3 separate regions of the Homo sapiens genome follow, and all the other regions are linked to region 2. Evidence: chromatin contacts called from ENCODE Hi-C or POLR2A ChIA-PET data. All regions are on one chromosome and are shown on one strand. Each heading gives the region's core, a stretch centred on a gene start or an enhancer-like site at or near the end of the contact. The rest is flanking DNA. Distances are from core to core; before and after follow the strand shown. Region 1 has its middle 13 kb from the start of TRT-AGT4-1. Region 2 holds the start of ABT1 (activator of basal transcription 1). Region 3 holds the start of ZNF165 (zinc finger protein 165).

Region 1 (4,701 bases), core at 1,828-4,327, 1.1 Mb before region 2:
TTTATCTTAAGTATATAATCAGTTAAATAAATTATGCCATATATACGAAATATAACAGTTTTCATTTATTTATTTAAAAGTGGCACAATCTCGGCTCACAGTAACCTCTGCCTCCCTGTTTCAAGAGATTCTCCTGCCTCAGCCTCCTGAGTAGCTGGGACTACAGGCCACTAAGCCTGACTAATTTTTGTGTTATTAGTAGAGACGGGGTTTTACCATGTTGGCCAGGCTGGTCTCAACCTCCTGACCTCAAGTGATCCGCCCGCCTCGACGTCTCAAAGTGCTGGAATTACAGGCGTGAGCCACTGGGCCTGGCCCCTCCTTATGCTTTTTTTATTTATTTATTTTTTGAGACGAAGTCGCACTCTGTCGCCCAGGCTGGAGTGCAGTGGCGCGATCTCGGCTCACTGCAAGCTCCGCCTCCTGGGTTCACGCCCTTCTCCTGTCTCAGCCTCCTGAGTAGCTGGGACTACAGGCGCCCGCCACCACGCCCGGCTAATTTTTTGTATTTTTTAGTAGAGACGGGGTTTCACAGTGTTAGCCAGGATGGTCTCAATCTCCTGACCTTGTGATCTGCCCGCCTCGGCCTCCCAAAGTGCTGGGATTACAGGCGTGAGCCACCGCGCCCGGCCTCCTTATGCTCTTTTAAATATACAGACTGGGCCAGGGTGGAAGAGAATATGTATTTGTATTAGACTGTATTTGCACTTTTAAAAATCTCTGGAAAGATAGCAGGAAATTCATGACAATGGTAGCCTGTTTAAAATGCTAGGAACTGTACTTTGACATGATAGCACGTAAGAAAAATAAATTAATTAAATTAAAAAGCTGGGAACTGGGTGGATGAGAAAGAGGAAGGTGATATTAGCTGCATTTTTTTTTCTGTACTCAAGATGTTTGAACCAAGTGAATGTGTTACTTATCATAAAAATTAAGCCAGGCAGGGTGGCATGTACCTATAATTCTAGCTACTTGGGAGTCTGAGATAGGAGTGTAGCTTGAGCCTAGGAGTTCGAGACCAGCCTGGGTAACCTAGCGAGACCTTGTCTCAAAAAACTGTTTTCAATTAATAAAATTAAATAATTTAACACATACTGTAAGCATATAGTAAAGTGGCAATAATAGTATCTGGAATGGTGAATGAAGCCAAGTTATTTATTCAAAAAATAATCCAAGAAAAAATTGTAGACATCTAATAAGCAAGGCAGGAAACCACAGGTGTCCTCCCTAAGGGTGTCTGCAGTAGTGACAAGGAGCTACTATTCTCCAACTAGGAAGGAGACTCCACTTGAAAAGCGAGAGAACAATGATTCACAGAATTACTTTGACGTGAAAGAAAGGTAAGGCAAAAAGGGTAGGAGTCTCCCTAATGGCGTCCAAGACTGGCTTTGGACAGCCTATTAAGTGAGACCTGGGAATATTATTTTATTTTTTTATTTTCTTATTTTATTTTATTTTATTTTATTTTTTATTTTATTTTATTTTATTTTGAGACGGAGTCTGGCTCTTGTCCCCTAGGCTGGAGTGCAATGGCACAATCTCGGCTCACTGCAACCTCCACCTCCCGGGTTCAAGCGATTCTCCTGCCTCAGCCTCCCAAGTGCTGGGATTACAGCATGAGCCACCGCACCCAGCCTGTGTCTAATTTTTGTTCAACCCAATGATTCTCCTAAAATTCCCAGGTCTCAGGCCGGGTGCGGTGGCTCACGCCTGTAATCCCAGCACTTTGGAAGTCCGAGGCGGGTGGATCACGCAGTCAGGAGTTCAAGACCAGCCTGGCCAAGATGGTGAAACCCCATCTCTGCTACAAATACAAACATTAGCCGGGCGTGGTGGCAGGCGCCTGTAATCCCAGCTACTCCGGAGGCTGAGACAGGAGAATCGCTTGAGCCCGGGAGGCGGAGGCAGCAGTGAGCCGTGATCGCGCCACTGCACTCCAACCTGGGCAACAAAGAGGGAAACTCTGTCTCAAAAAAAAAAAAAAAAAAAAAAAAAAAAGGAGCTATGTCTATACAGTCCAGCTTCAGTGATCCGGTGCGCAGTGTCTCACGCCTGCAATCCCAGCACTTTAGTTGGTTGAAGCGGATGGATCACTTGAGCCAGGAGTTAGAAGCTAGCCCTGGCAACATAATTAAGACACCGTCTCTACAAAAAAAAATTTAAAAATTAGCCAGCCTTTAGTCGCTTATGCTGAGGAGGGAGGATCACTTTAGCCCAGGAGTTCAAGTGAGCTGATTACGCCCTGCCCTCCAGCCTGGACTACAAAGCAAGACCCTGCCTTCTCGCCGGTGGGTGTGGGGCGAGTCGCAATAGTGGTTCCCTCCGCATAGTGATTGGAAAGGAACTTAGGGTGCTCTTGAGCTGCATGCTGGTAGGCGGGGTTTATTCGGTTTGTGGAGAATCATCCAGATGAATATTTATATGTGAGAGGTTGATTTTTTTTTAAGGAATTGGCTTATGCAACTGTGAACCTGGCTAGTAATTGCTAAATCCATAGGGCAGGCTGTCAGAAAAGGCAAGCCATCGGAAAGGACAGGCTGGAAACAATATAGAAAATCAATGAAACCAAAAGTTGGTTCTTTGAAAAGTTCACCAAAATTGACAAACATTTAGCTAAATGAACCAAGAAAAAAGAAGAGCGGGCCGGGCGCGGTGGCTCATGCCTGTAACTGTAGCACTTTCGGAGGCCGAAGTGGGCAGATCACCTGAGGTCAGGAGTTCGAGACCAGCCTGGCCAACATGGCGAGAGCCCCGTCTCTACTAAAAATACAAAAGTTAGCCTAGCGTTGTGGCGGCGCCTGTAATCCCAGCTACTCAGGAGACTGAGGCAGGAGAATCGTCTGAACCCAGGAGGCGGAGGTTGCAGTGAGCCGAAATGGCACCACCGAAGTCTGGGCAATAGAGTGAGACTCTGTCTCAAAAAACAAACAAACAAATAAACAAGAGAGGAGACGCAGAAGACTAAAATCAGAAATGAAAGTGGAGGCGTCCGCTCCACCTACGCTGAGCCCGAGGCGGGAAGCTCTGGACACAGCCATTGACTGGCTGGCTGGGGCGCAGCTTGATGGCGTCAGGCTGACGAGCCGCAGTCCCTACGGCTGCACCTGGGCGAAGGCCGCCTGTGTGAGAGGCCGGTGGCCCCAGCGTGCCGCGGCCTTGGAAGTGGGAAATGGAGGCAGGAGCCCTCCCTACACTTCACCATAGGCTTCCTGATTGATTCCAGCATCGTGATTACCTCCCAGATACTATTTTTTTTTAATTTGGGTGGCTTTTCTTCATGTGCCAATTGTTTAAGAACTATGAGGTGCGTCAGTATGTTGTACAGGTGATCTTCTCTGTGACGTTTGCATTTTCTTGCACTATGTTTGAGCTCATCATCTTTGAAATCTTTGGAGTATTGAGTAGCAGCTGTCGTTATTTTTACTGGAAATTGAACCTAGGTGTAATTCTGCTGATTCTGGTTTTCATGGTGCGTTTTTAAACTGGCTATTTTATTGTGAGCAACATCCGACTACTTTTGTCTCCTCTGTCTTAGTGCATAAACAACGACTGCTTTTTTCCTGTCTCTTGTGGTTGACCTTTATCTGTTTTTTCTGGAAACTAGGAGATTCCTTTCCCATTCTCAGCCCAAAACATGGGATCTTATCCATAGAACAGCTCATCAGCTGGGTTGGTGTGATTGGAGTTACTCTCATGGCCCTCCTTTCTGGATTTGGTGCCGTCTACTGCACATACACTTTGATGTCTTATTTCCTCAGGAATGTGACTGACACAGATATTCTAGCCCTGGAACAGCGACTGCTCCAAACCATGGATATGATCATAACCACAAAGAAAAGGATGGCAATGGCACAGAGAACGATGTTCCAGAAAGGGGAGGTGCATAACAAACCATCAGGATTCTGGGGAATGATAGAAAGTATTACCACTTACTCAACAGGAAGTGGATGCTTTGGAAGAACTAAGCAGGCAGCTTTTTCTGAAAACAGCTGATCTGTACGCTACCAAGGAGAGAACAGAATACTCCAAAACCTTCAAAAGGAAATATTTCAATTTTCTGGGTTACTTTTTCTCTATTTACTGTGTTTGAAAAATTTTCATGGCACCATCAACATTGCTTTTGATCGAGTTGGGAAAATGGATCCTGTCACAAGAGGCGTTGAGATCACTGTGAATTATCTGGGAATCCAGTGTGATGTGAAATTTTGGTCCCAACACATTTCCTCCATTCTTGTTGGAATAATCATCGCCACATCCATCAGAGGATTGCTCATACCACGTTCTTTTATGCCATCTCTAGCAGTAAGTCCTCCAGTGTCAATGTCCTGCTATTAGCACAGATAATGGGCATGTACTTTGTCTCCTCTGCGCTTCTAATCTGAATGAGTATGCCTCTAGAATATGCACCATAATTACCGAAGTCCTTGGAGAACTGCAGTTCAATTTCTGTTACCATTGGTTTGATGTGATCTTCCTGGTCAGCAGTCTCTCTAGCATAGTGTTTCTCTATTTGGCTCACTAACAGGCACCAGAGAAGCATATGACACCTTGAACTTAGGGCTACTACAGACTGTTAGAGGCCAGTGGTCTCAAAATTTAGATATGAAAGGGGAAAAAAATGGAGGGGACCAGGGTCTAACATTTTATAAACAAACAAAATGCTGTGGTAGCATTTTTTACCTCTAGCATCCTCTTTCCTAC
Region 2 (4,442 bases), core at 1,479-3,978:
CTAGGCTTTGCCCACCTTTACAATGGTTCCAACTCAACACTCCACCCAGGAAGCATTCTTTGTAATTGTGGGAGCACTCCACACTCTTTCAGACTTATTATTCTCCCAGTTTACTTTGTAGGAATGATCTGGAAAACTTGGTGAGGACTGACTCACCACTGAAGACTGTGATCATCAATCAGGTTCCCATTGAGAGGACTCTATGACCTGCCATGGCTCCCATTCCACCCTTTATATGCATCTACCACGATGCCTATCTTATACTAGTGGCCTGTAAAACTCTTAATACTAAGATGTGTTATTACCTATTGTCACTGTTTCCTCAAACAATGGCTTAGAAAATGCTGACTTAAGATAACTGATTGATAAACTGGGCTAAGATATTAGACAAAAATTAAATAGAAAAAAAAATCCAGGTTAAACAGTAAGGTGGGTGGCAGGGGGAGGGGGGCTCTAAGATCAGGATATGAAGGTGAAGGGAACACAAGATGAAAGTTGGAACTTGTCCAATGACCTCCCCACCAACAAAAATAAAAAGGCACATAAAAATATTTTTATTTTCTATAAATACATTAGGAAATGTATTTCTTCCCAACCCAGTCCACCCCATTAACTCAATTTTTTCTACATAAAAAAGATGCTAATACCACCCTCACCTGTGACTGCTAAACAGAGAAAGATTGCCTGGACTAGGCATTATCCTCCTAGTTGGAAATAAAGGCCCTTTCTGGGGGCAGGAAGTGGGATTTTCAGGGGACCCTACAGACGTAGGCAGCCAAGAGTCAAACAAAACAAGCATATGCAATAGTCATAATTATGCTAGTATGACAGTATGAATTAGGTGACTCAGCCAGGCACATACAGGAGTTCGGAGTGGGGACAGTGGAAGCCCACAAAACTCCATGTTTGGGCCATCAGTAGACACTTGGTCTGAGAAACACAGTAAAATGTCTGCCCGGGTAGTCACGATCATTCTAGTATGAGGTAGACAGGAAGCAGAGCAGGGCCAGGAAATGGAAGGGGCCACCCAGGCCCTCAGGAGTCCCTGACAAGGGAAGGTCCCTCCATGCTCTCTGAGGGTGGCGGGGCTCCAAAGATCCTGGCCAGGAGCCCTTTGTTGGAGCGGGCCTTGTCCTGGGCAGTTGCCAGGCGAGCCCGTTCACGTCCCCCTGGCCGTGCTGCTTTACGGGCCCTCAGTTCCTGCTCAGTAGGACGCTGGGCAAATGTCCAGGAGCCATCTGGGCGAGCAGGGTCCCCATCGGCCGCAAGAAAGCGTTGTCCCCGTTCCACACTTTGAAGATAGAAGTCGGTCTCACGCTTGGCTTGAGCAACCTCCGCTCTCAAGCGCTGCCTGCGCACCTGGCGCTCAAAGGCGAGGTGCTCGCTGAGGTGGGACCAGGTGAAACGGTGCAAGTACTGTGGGCAGAAAAGAAGAAAAGATCAGGATAGTGCAGATTAGGGAGAAAGATGAGACAAGGGGACAAGGCCAATGAGAGGCCATGGGGATACTTGGGCCAGAGTTGGGGAGAAGGGAGGGTGAGAGGTGTGGCAGAAAGATCTATCTTCTCACCTTGAGGTTCCAAAGATCATAACGGAAGGGGCTGCGCCTGCGGGCACCCATAGGCGTGTTGTGTAGACTGGCCGCCACGCGCTTGGCTATGCGCTTGTCACGGAACTCCACCCATCCCTCGGTGTAGTCCTTGGTGTAGGACCGCTTTTTTCCTCCGGCAGCTGCTGCTGCCTTCTTCTTGCGTCTCACGAACCGGTCTGCGCGCCAAAGACAAAGACCCGTCCAGGACGCCTATGCAGCACTCACTCAAAAGCACCTCCCACTGCCCGCAACGTTCTTCACATCTGCCAGTGGGAGTCCCACCTGAAGAGTTTTTGCCCAGGAGGAAGGGAACTGTAAATCGCACCCTTTCCTCTAGCTAACTCAATTCTTTCCTTAATTGTCCACTCCTTAATCTGGCCAGCCCTGAACGCTGCTTAAAACCGGCACAAGTCCTCAGCCTCAATGTAAAATTGAGGGTGGAAAGAAGAGGGGCGGTTGATCAAATAGTTTCTTGACCTAGGCAGCAATGCTAAAGAGTTATGTTCAGTTTTGTAGAAAAGCTGACGAGACTTTTACTCAGGTTGTATTCATGTAACAAACCAGTAAACAGGTCCGGAAAGAGAGGTGAACAGAGCCGGGATAAGAACACAAATAGTAACAATCCGAGAACTAAAGAACCACCAGACACACTGCGCTACCCACTCTCCCCATATCCCCTCCGCCCGCCCACCCCAGCATCCTCACAGACTGATTCACCAGCCAGGAGCCAAGCACCGCACTCCCCACCCCCAAAATCCAGCAACTCGTGCCTCAGCCTCGCGCAGCGAAGCAACAGGACATGCATGCTTGCACCCCGCCAGCGAGCGACAACCTCCTCCTGTCACCGTCAGGGCCTGCATACTTACCCTCAGCCTGAAAGAAGACGCGTCCGACCTCGCCATAGGCGCTGAGAAGGTTGCGGACGTGCAGGGGCCGGAAGCGCGGCGGGATATGGCCCAGGTACACAATACCTGGCACTACCCGTTTCTTGCTGCCACAGGCCGCTTCTTCGGATTCCTCCTGCTCCTCCTCCGCATCTAGTGTCTGTTCTGTCCCTTCCAGCGGCTCTTGCTCCGTTGCGGCCTTCTCCGATTCCTCTGCCTCCATGTTGACTGACACGAGCGGCACGACGGCCGTAAAGTGCCTTGCCAACTGACGCAAAACGCGTGCGACGGCCTGAGACGAGGGGGCGGGTCCAAGGTGGTGATGACAAATGAAAGGAAATGATTGGGCAATACAGTCGGGTCCAGGGGAAGGCCGAGGGGAGAGGGAGGAAGTGGTGTGTCAGGTCGGAAGCCTGATTCAGAGCGTGGAAGCGGGATGGGAAACTTGGGTTAGGCTCAGATTCCCGGTCAGATCTCCAACTCAGGACAGGCAGAACCAGAAAAGGCAGATCCCCAAATATAACCTACCCTATAGAACGCCTTGTCGAGACGCTAAAAGGCGGGTTGATGCCGGCTTTTTAGGGAATTTTGCAGAACAATTTTAGAGAAGTTTCTATGTGTTCTAGCGATCAAAATAGCATTTTATTCAAGGGCCCCGGGTGCGATTCCAGCTGAGGAATGACTCACCTTTTAAAGTTTATAAATTTCATTTAAAAATTTTGAGTTTTGAGGTTTTAACTATTTCTGGAAATTTACCTCGGAATTTTGAATATTTTAAAATTTAATTTTGAAAACAGTTCAACTTTGGAAATTTAATTAGATTTAATTTTTGAAAATTTAAGTTGTGAACTTTCAGTTTAATATTTTACATTTGATTTTGTGAATGTCTGAAAATTTAAATGTGTGACAATTATTTGAAGAATTTGTTTGGCATCTATTACACGTGTGTATTGATACATTATCCATATGCATACTTATGTTGCAAATACTTGTCAGAGGCGCACAAGCCTCCAATTCTGGCGACCCCCCGGCGGCGCGCTTATTTCTGCTCTCCCTGGGTCTGTCCTCAGATTCCCTATCAGATCACAAACCACTTTTCCTTCTATGACCTACGCAACCGCAGAACGGACCGGGCCACGGCGGTCCTGCTCCCACCAGGCGGCCTGCGGACCATCCCTAAGCCAAGCTCAGGGCAGTTTTCCCCGCGCGGGCTCGGGTCCTCAGTCTCTTATCGTCGCCCGAGGGCGCGACCAGCAGGGGGCGCCGTCCCCACCCTTGAGGCGTTTCAGTTCTTCCCATCGGCGCCAGCGACAAGCTGACTGCAAAGGACAGTGCTGGGAACCGCGTACAAGTAATCCGGTTAGCTTTCTGGAAGCAGCCCGGGGCGAGTTTGATGACTATCAACATAAATCCGTCCTTGCTGCGGCCTGACAAAATTTCCCATCTCGCTCCAAGAGCGCAGAGTAGCCCAGAGAATGGAAGCAGGGAGTAAATGTGTCCACTATTAAAATCAGAGATGACAGTTTTTGCCAGTCCCCAAGTATATTTCTAAAGTAACAGGGCCCTGCACTCTTTCATGGAGTGTCTAAAAGTCTAATAATAGACTTCTCGAATTCAAACACGCCTGTTTCATTAACTTTATTGAAGAGAACTTTCTGTCAGGTAGGTGTCCACTGCTCCTTTTTTGAAGAGGAGCGGGGTACGATGAGAGCGATAAACTCCGTCTACTGCTATTTAATTATAAACACTGACATCTTCAAAACACAGTACAGTTAATGAAATGAGAACACGTGTTGGGGTGGCTTTAAAAGATCTGGAGCTAGGGGAGGGGCATGATGGATGCAAGAGTGTCGGTAAGTTGTGCCAGTGTGGTGGCTAATGGTAGCTATTAGCTATTTTCTCTACTTTGTATATATTTGAAATTATCATTAATAAAATGTTTATTCACACCAAGTATCAATATAACA
Region 3 (4,723 bases), core at 578-3,077, 1.5 Mb before region 2:
TCCCACTCCACACTCTATATTTCTGTGTGTGTCTTTAATTCCTCTAGCGCCACTGGGTTAGGGTCTCCATGACCGAGCTTGTCTTGGCAGACAAGATTCATGAAAAGGGTAGTTGAAGATATGTAACAGTATTAATTCTCCAAGAGTATGAAATAAATATCACTAGGTTCAGACTGAACCTTGGAAAACAAACAATTTGAGTATAAGTAAGAACAAAATTTATCAATGATAAAGAAAAAAAAGGGGGGTTAGTTCCATGGTATATTAACCAGAGAGTCTCAATCCCTTATATTTTACTGGGCCATTTCTTTGATATTTCTGGTTATGTTTCCTAGATGCGCTAACCAAGTAGTGTCCTAATGCTTAATGAGCATGATCTCATTTACCATAGTAAGATGGGTGTAAAGTAGGCCCATATAATCCGAATGAAATTTCAATTATGCTGAGCAGCTGGTTCTATGACATGTTATCTCAGCTGACAGTACTATCTCCAGGTGTTTTATCACTTCTCATCTATTTAAAACCGAGTCCCCCTAAAGCTGGTAGCTTTAAACTAATAAATATTGATTGAGCATCTAGTGCCTTATAATATTGTGTTAGGAGGACTTACAAAAATGGGTAAGCAGATGTGTGAAGAAACGCTAGGAGAACAGAGAGGAACGAGTAATTAATTATGATGAGAAAGTTGGAGGTTAAAGAGCAGGGCTCCTGATGGATGAACATGTCTTGGTGGGCATGTTGCGGGAGGGGAAGACGGGTGAGAGTTTTGTTGGTGGAGAGGGAGACAGTCAGGGGAAATCCGGTAGAGACCACAAAGCAGAACAGAGACTTCAAGGGGCATGCTGGTAAAGGCTCCCATAGTACCTTGTGTTTCTCAAGGGCAGGGGGTCAGTGTTGGTTTAACTGCATCCTCGGCACACAGGAAATACTATTTACCGTGTCAATAAATTTCAGGACAAGCGGGGTTGTCCCCAAGTGTCCTACAAAACGGCGGTTACTCTTCCCAAGGGAAGCAGGGGATTGGGGATGGTCCTCGCAGCAGTTTCTTTTCGCAGACAATGGCAGATCTGAGACATGTGGCACCCCTCCCCGTTCCACCTGGCTGGAATGGGCAACTCCTCTTACCAGTGACCCCAAATTCAGGATCAGTAGGACAGCCCCCACCCCACGCCACCAAGCCCTCAGCGCTCCACTATGACGTCACGCGCGGCGGCGGTAACTATGGAGACCGCCAAACCCTCACTAAATGCGTAAGCGCGCCTGCGTTCCCAACGCCGAAGCTGGTTCTACCTTTCTCCGGGATTCCTCTGAGGGCCAAGGTCTGGTCACCCAGAGGCTGCTAATTTCAAAGGCAATATGAGAGGGACTGGATGTTTGGAGGGGGACACGGGGCTGGACATCTGGATCCCCAAACCCGGACTCACCTCTCGGACAGGGCTGATTCCGATCGGACACTTCCGGTGGAAGGACTGAGCGGCGCTACACTTCAAGAATTCCGTCCACAGGGACTTGTGAGTCTGCGCAGAAGGCGGGATGCCTTTGGACTACAATTCCAAGAATCCTTCCTGGGTCTCTTCGGGCGCAGACTTTTCGCCAAAGTCCTGAAGATCTCAGGGCTTGAAGGAGGGGGCATCTTTTTTCTCCATTGTAGTAGTGTGTCTTGCTAAATAACAGAAGGGACTCCTGAAAAGAAAATGACGTTGGCCGGGCGCGGTGGCTCACGCCTGCAGTCCCAGCACTTTGGGAGGCCGAGACGGGCGGATCACGAGGTCAGGAGATCGAGACTATCCTGGTTTACGCGGTGACACCCTGTGTCTACTAAAAATACAAAAAAAAAAAAAAAAAAAAAAATTGCCGGGCGTGGTGGCACGCGCCTGTAGTTCCAGGTGCTCGGGAGGCTGAGGCAGGAGAATCGCTTGAACCCGGGAGGCGGAGCTTGCAGTGAGCCGAGACCGCGCCACTGCACTCCAGCTTGGGTGACAGAGTGAGACTCAGTCTCAGAAAAAGAAGAAGAAGAAAAAGATACACACTCGAGCACACATTTTCTCAGCAAAGCAATTTACTTCTATAGAAGGGTGCGTCTCACGGATGGAGCAATGGCGAGAGCACACCTGAACAAGGGAGGGGAAGGGGTTCTTATCCCTGACGCAGGTAGTCCCTAGTGCTGTGTCGTTCCCCTACTGGCTAGGGTTGGACCGCACAGTCTAAGTTAATTCCGATTGGCTATTTTAAAGAGAGCAGGGGTATGAGCCGGAGTGGTAGGGTGAGCAGTTTCAGTGGGAAGGACGGTTACGGAACAGGTGACTAAAGGTGACTCAGGTCAGAGCAGGTGACCAGGGGTGACTCAGGACGGAGCAGGTCACCAGGGGAACAGATGTGAACTACTGATTAGAACTGGTGGAAAAGGTTGTTTACTGAAACTAGAGGCAAGGAGACGAGGAAAATGAGGAAGTTAAAGTTTAAAATGGAGAACAAAGAATTGAACATACTGACATACTGATTCTTTGAAGAGAAATTTAGAACTCACTGTATTTAACAAGGAGTTCAAGGCCAGCCTGGCCAACATGGTGAAACCCCGTCTGTACTAAAAATATAAAAATTAGCTGGGTGTGGTGGTGGGCGCCTGTAGTCCCAGCTACTTGGGAGGCTAAGACAGAAGAATCGCTTGAACCCAGGAGGTGAAGGTTGCAGTGAGCTGAGATCACGCCACTGCACTCCAGCCTGGGCGACAGAGCAAGGATCCATCTCAAAAAAAAAAAAAAAAGTTTATTCGGGAATAGGAAATTGCAATAAGAATAGACGTGCCAGAGTAAACTATGTTTCTATTCAGGGAGGTAAAGGAAGACAAAGGTTTTTAAAGGAAGAATGGGGAGGATTATTTAATTGTTTTGAAATCATTATTCTTGACTACAAAGATCGGTAACGAGGATGACACCAGTCTGAGGTTAGACAAACAGTTGCTGGGCGGATGTCCTTGCAGAGGTATTTTTGGTGTAAGATGGGTTTTGCAGTCATATGTGATAGTTTTCTTATGAGGCATACAAGCCTGAGAAGTGTCTCTTCATAGCCCTCCCTGGCTCTATCTGTCAGATTATTGCTTTTGTTTTTATTTTTTAACACTAGTGGGCCGGGCGTGTTGGCTCACTTTTCTAATTCCCCGCTTTGGGAGGCAAAGGCAGGAGGATTAATTGAACTCAGGAGTTCGAGACCAGCCTGGGCAACATAGTTGGGACCTCGTCTCTACAAAAATTAAAAAAAAAAAAAATTAGTCGGGGGTTGTGGAATGCACTTGTACTCCCAGCTACTCGGGAGGCTGAGGTGGGAGGATCGCCTGAGCCCAGGAGGTGGTGGCTGCAATAGTGAGCTGTGATTGCACCACTGCATTCTAGCCTGAGTGACTCCTGCCTCTATTTAAATCTCAGGTGGTGAAATTGAAGCCCACGCAGCAGGGTTGCAACTGAAACTTCATCTCCTCTGCAAAACCTTCCTGCATTCCCAGACAACTTTTCTTCTGAGGCCTTGTTTGATTCATCCCCTTACCCCAGTGGAACTCAGATATTCAAAATGGTATTAATTAAAACCACTGGCTGTCATTGGTCCATGCATGGCCTTAAAGTGTGAACATTTTTTAATCCATTACCTAGTCTATAAGAACTGTAGATTGACAACAACTTAGATTTAATACTACTCTTTTTCTAGTCCCTCTCTATACTACCTCTCATCCGAGGAAACACTATCACAAATTTTGTATTTGTTGTTCCCTTGCTTTTTAACAAGATGATTCTATTAGATATGTACTGTTTTGTCCCCCAAAAGTGGTGGCAGGGGAGTTCACACAAGGGAGTGCCCAAAACCGTCCTAGTTGGGGCTGGTTGGGATTCCAAAGAAAGGAGCACTATGTGCCAAGGTGATCTGTCCAAAGCATTTATTAAGGGAACTTACATAGTGTTGCAGGAATCCTCCCCATGGGTGGTGAGAGAAAAGGGACATTCTACCTAGATATGTCTGCAGTGAGGGGGTCAGGGTATGGAGTTTATATAAGGGTTTAAAGAATTTGGCTCAGGGCCAGAGCTAGTTTCTTTCACTGTTTTCAGTGACAACTTAGATACCTTTATCAGTGCCTGGGAATGTTCAAGACCCAAGTTTGGGTTCAAGCATGCTGGGAAAAAATCTGCAGCTGGCTAGGTCACAGAGAGGTCAAGGCACTCTGATTTTCAGTCACAGAATAGTCAAGGCTCTGTGATTTCCAGTCAGAGATCCTGCAATCCATTTTCCTGACTGGCTCTTACAATCTCACATGCCCATCTCTTCCTATATGTTCCCTGAGCTGGTCAGAAAGGGTGGGATCATCGGCAATTTCTTTCCCCTGGCTTTATGAAACACTGCAAACAAAACCTACACTAACAGTAAATACAAGTGCACCTGACAAAATCTAAAATCACATTTTCCAAAAGGCTTCCTAGCAGAGCTTTCCACCAAGGACCCCATCCTGGAAAACATGACTTTGTGTAGACCACCAGGCATACCCTATGTGGTCAGTAAGCTGTAATTGCTTTCGTGAGTGAAGGACGGATTGATTAACTTCAGCTTCTTTGTCTAGAATATACACACAATGTTCACTTTTGTAAAGGGCACAGGTTCCCCCTTGCACAGATGTCAGCATCTCTAGGGCCATTTGGTTTTGTAGACCACTTTTTTCACTGCAGCTGTTTCAATGTTCAAG

The links. Hi-C counts contacts between places; a loop is a spot of excess contacts on that map. ChIA-PET counts read pairs that join two places held with the same protein, here RNA polymerase II (POLR2A). Pooled maps may share reads with other maps.
Region 1: a loop to region 2 is called in a map of naive thymus-derived CD4-positive, alpha-beta T cell, with 18 times the contacts of the local background. The contact joins the enhancer-like site here to the promoter of ABT1 in region 2. A Hi-C loop is called at or near these places in 3 of 168 maps with a recorded cell type or tissue (breast epithelium, endothelial cell of umbilical vein and naive thymus-derived CD4-positive, alpha-beta T cell) and 8 of 50 pooled maps.
Region 3: a map of naive thymus-derived CD4-positive, alpha-beta T cell shows a loop between it and region 2 (4-fold over the local background). The contact joins the promoter of ZNF165 here to the promoter of ABT1 in region 2. A Hi-C loop is called at or near these places in 1 of 168 maps with a recorded cell type or tissue (naive thymus-derived CD4-positive, alpha-beta T cell) and 12 of 50 pooled maps. POLR2A ChIA-PET finds 5 or more read pairs at or near these places in 1 of 52 experiments (activated T-cell).

What each region holds. Positions count from the first base shown.
Region 1 is chr6:27,736,852-27,741,552 of GRCh38, reverse strand. It overlaps the pseudogene GPR89P. Among named protein-coding and RNA genes, the nearest start is that of TRT-AGT4-1, 13 kb to the right of the region's middle. RefSeq lists enhancers at 2,847-3,186, 3,197-3,316, 2,780-3,979. Within about 2 kb of position 3,077, at least 8 of the 41 ENCODE cell types and tissues checked have a DNase peak (open chromatin) inside an H3K27ac peak, as active enhancers do.
Region 2 is chr6:26,595,239-26,599,680 of GRCh38, reverse strand. It overlaps ABT1 (activator of basal transcription 1), which reads right to left and starts at 2,728. Exons shown (of 3, transcript NM_013375.4): 1 at 2,458-2,728; 2 at 1,571-1,767; 3 at 1-1,416. The coding sequence starts at 2,698. The coding sequence ends at 1,036. RefSeq lists enhancers at 2,440-2,879, 3,437-3,596, 3,697-3,846.
Region 3 is chr6:28,077,672-28,082,394 of GRCh38, reverse strand. It overlaps ZNF165 (zinc finger protein 165), which reads right to left and starts at 1,827. Exons shown (of 4, transcript NM_001376491.1): 1 at 1,425-1,827. RefSeq lists enhancers at 1,382-1,501, 2,302-2,371.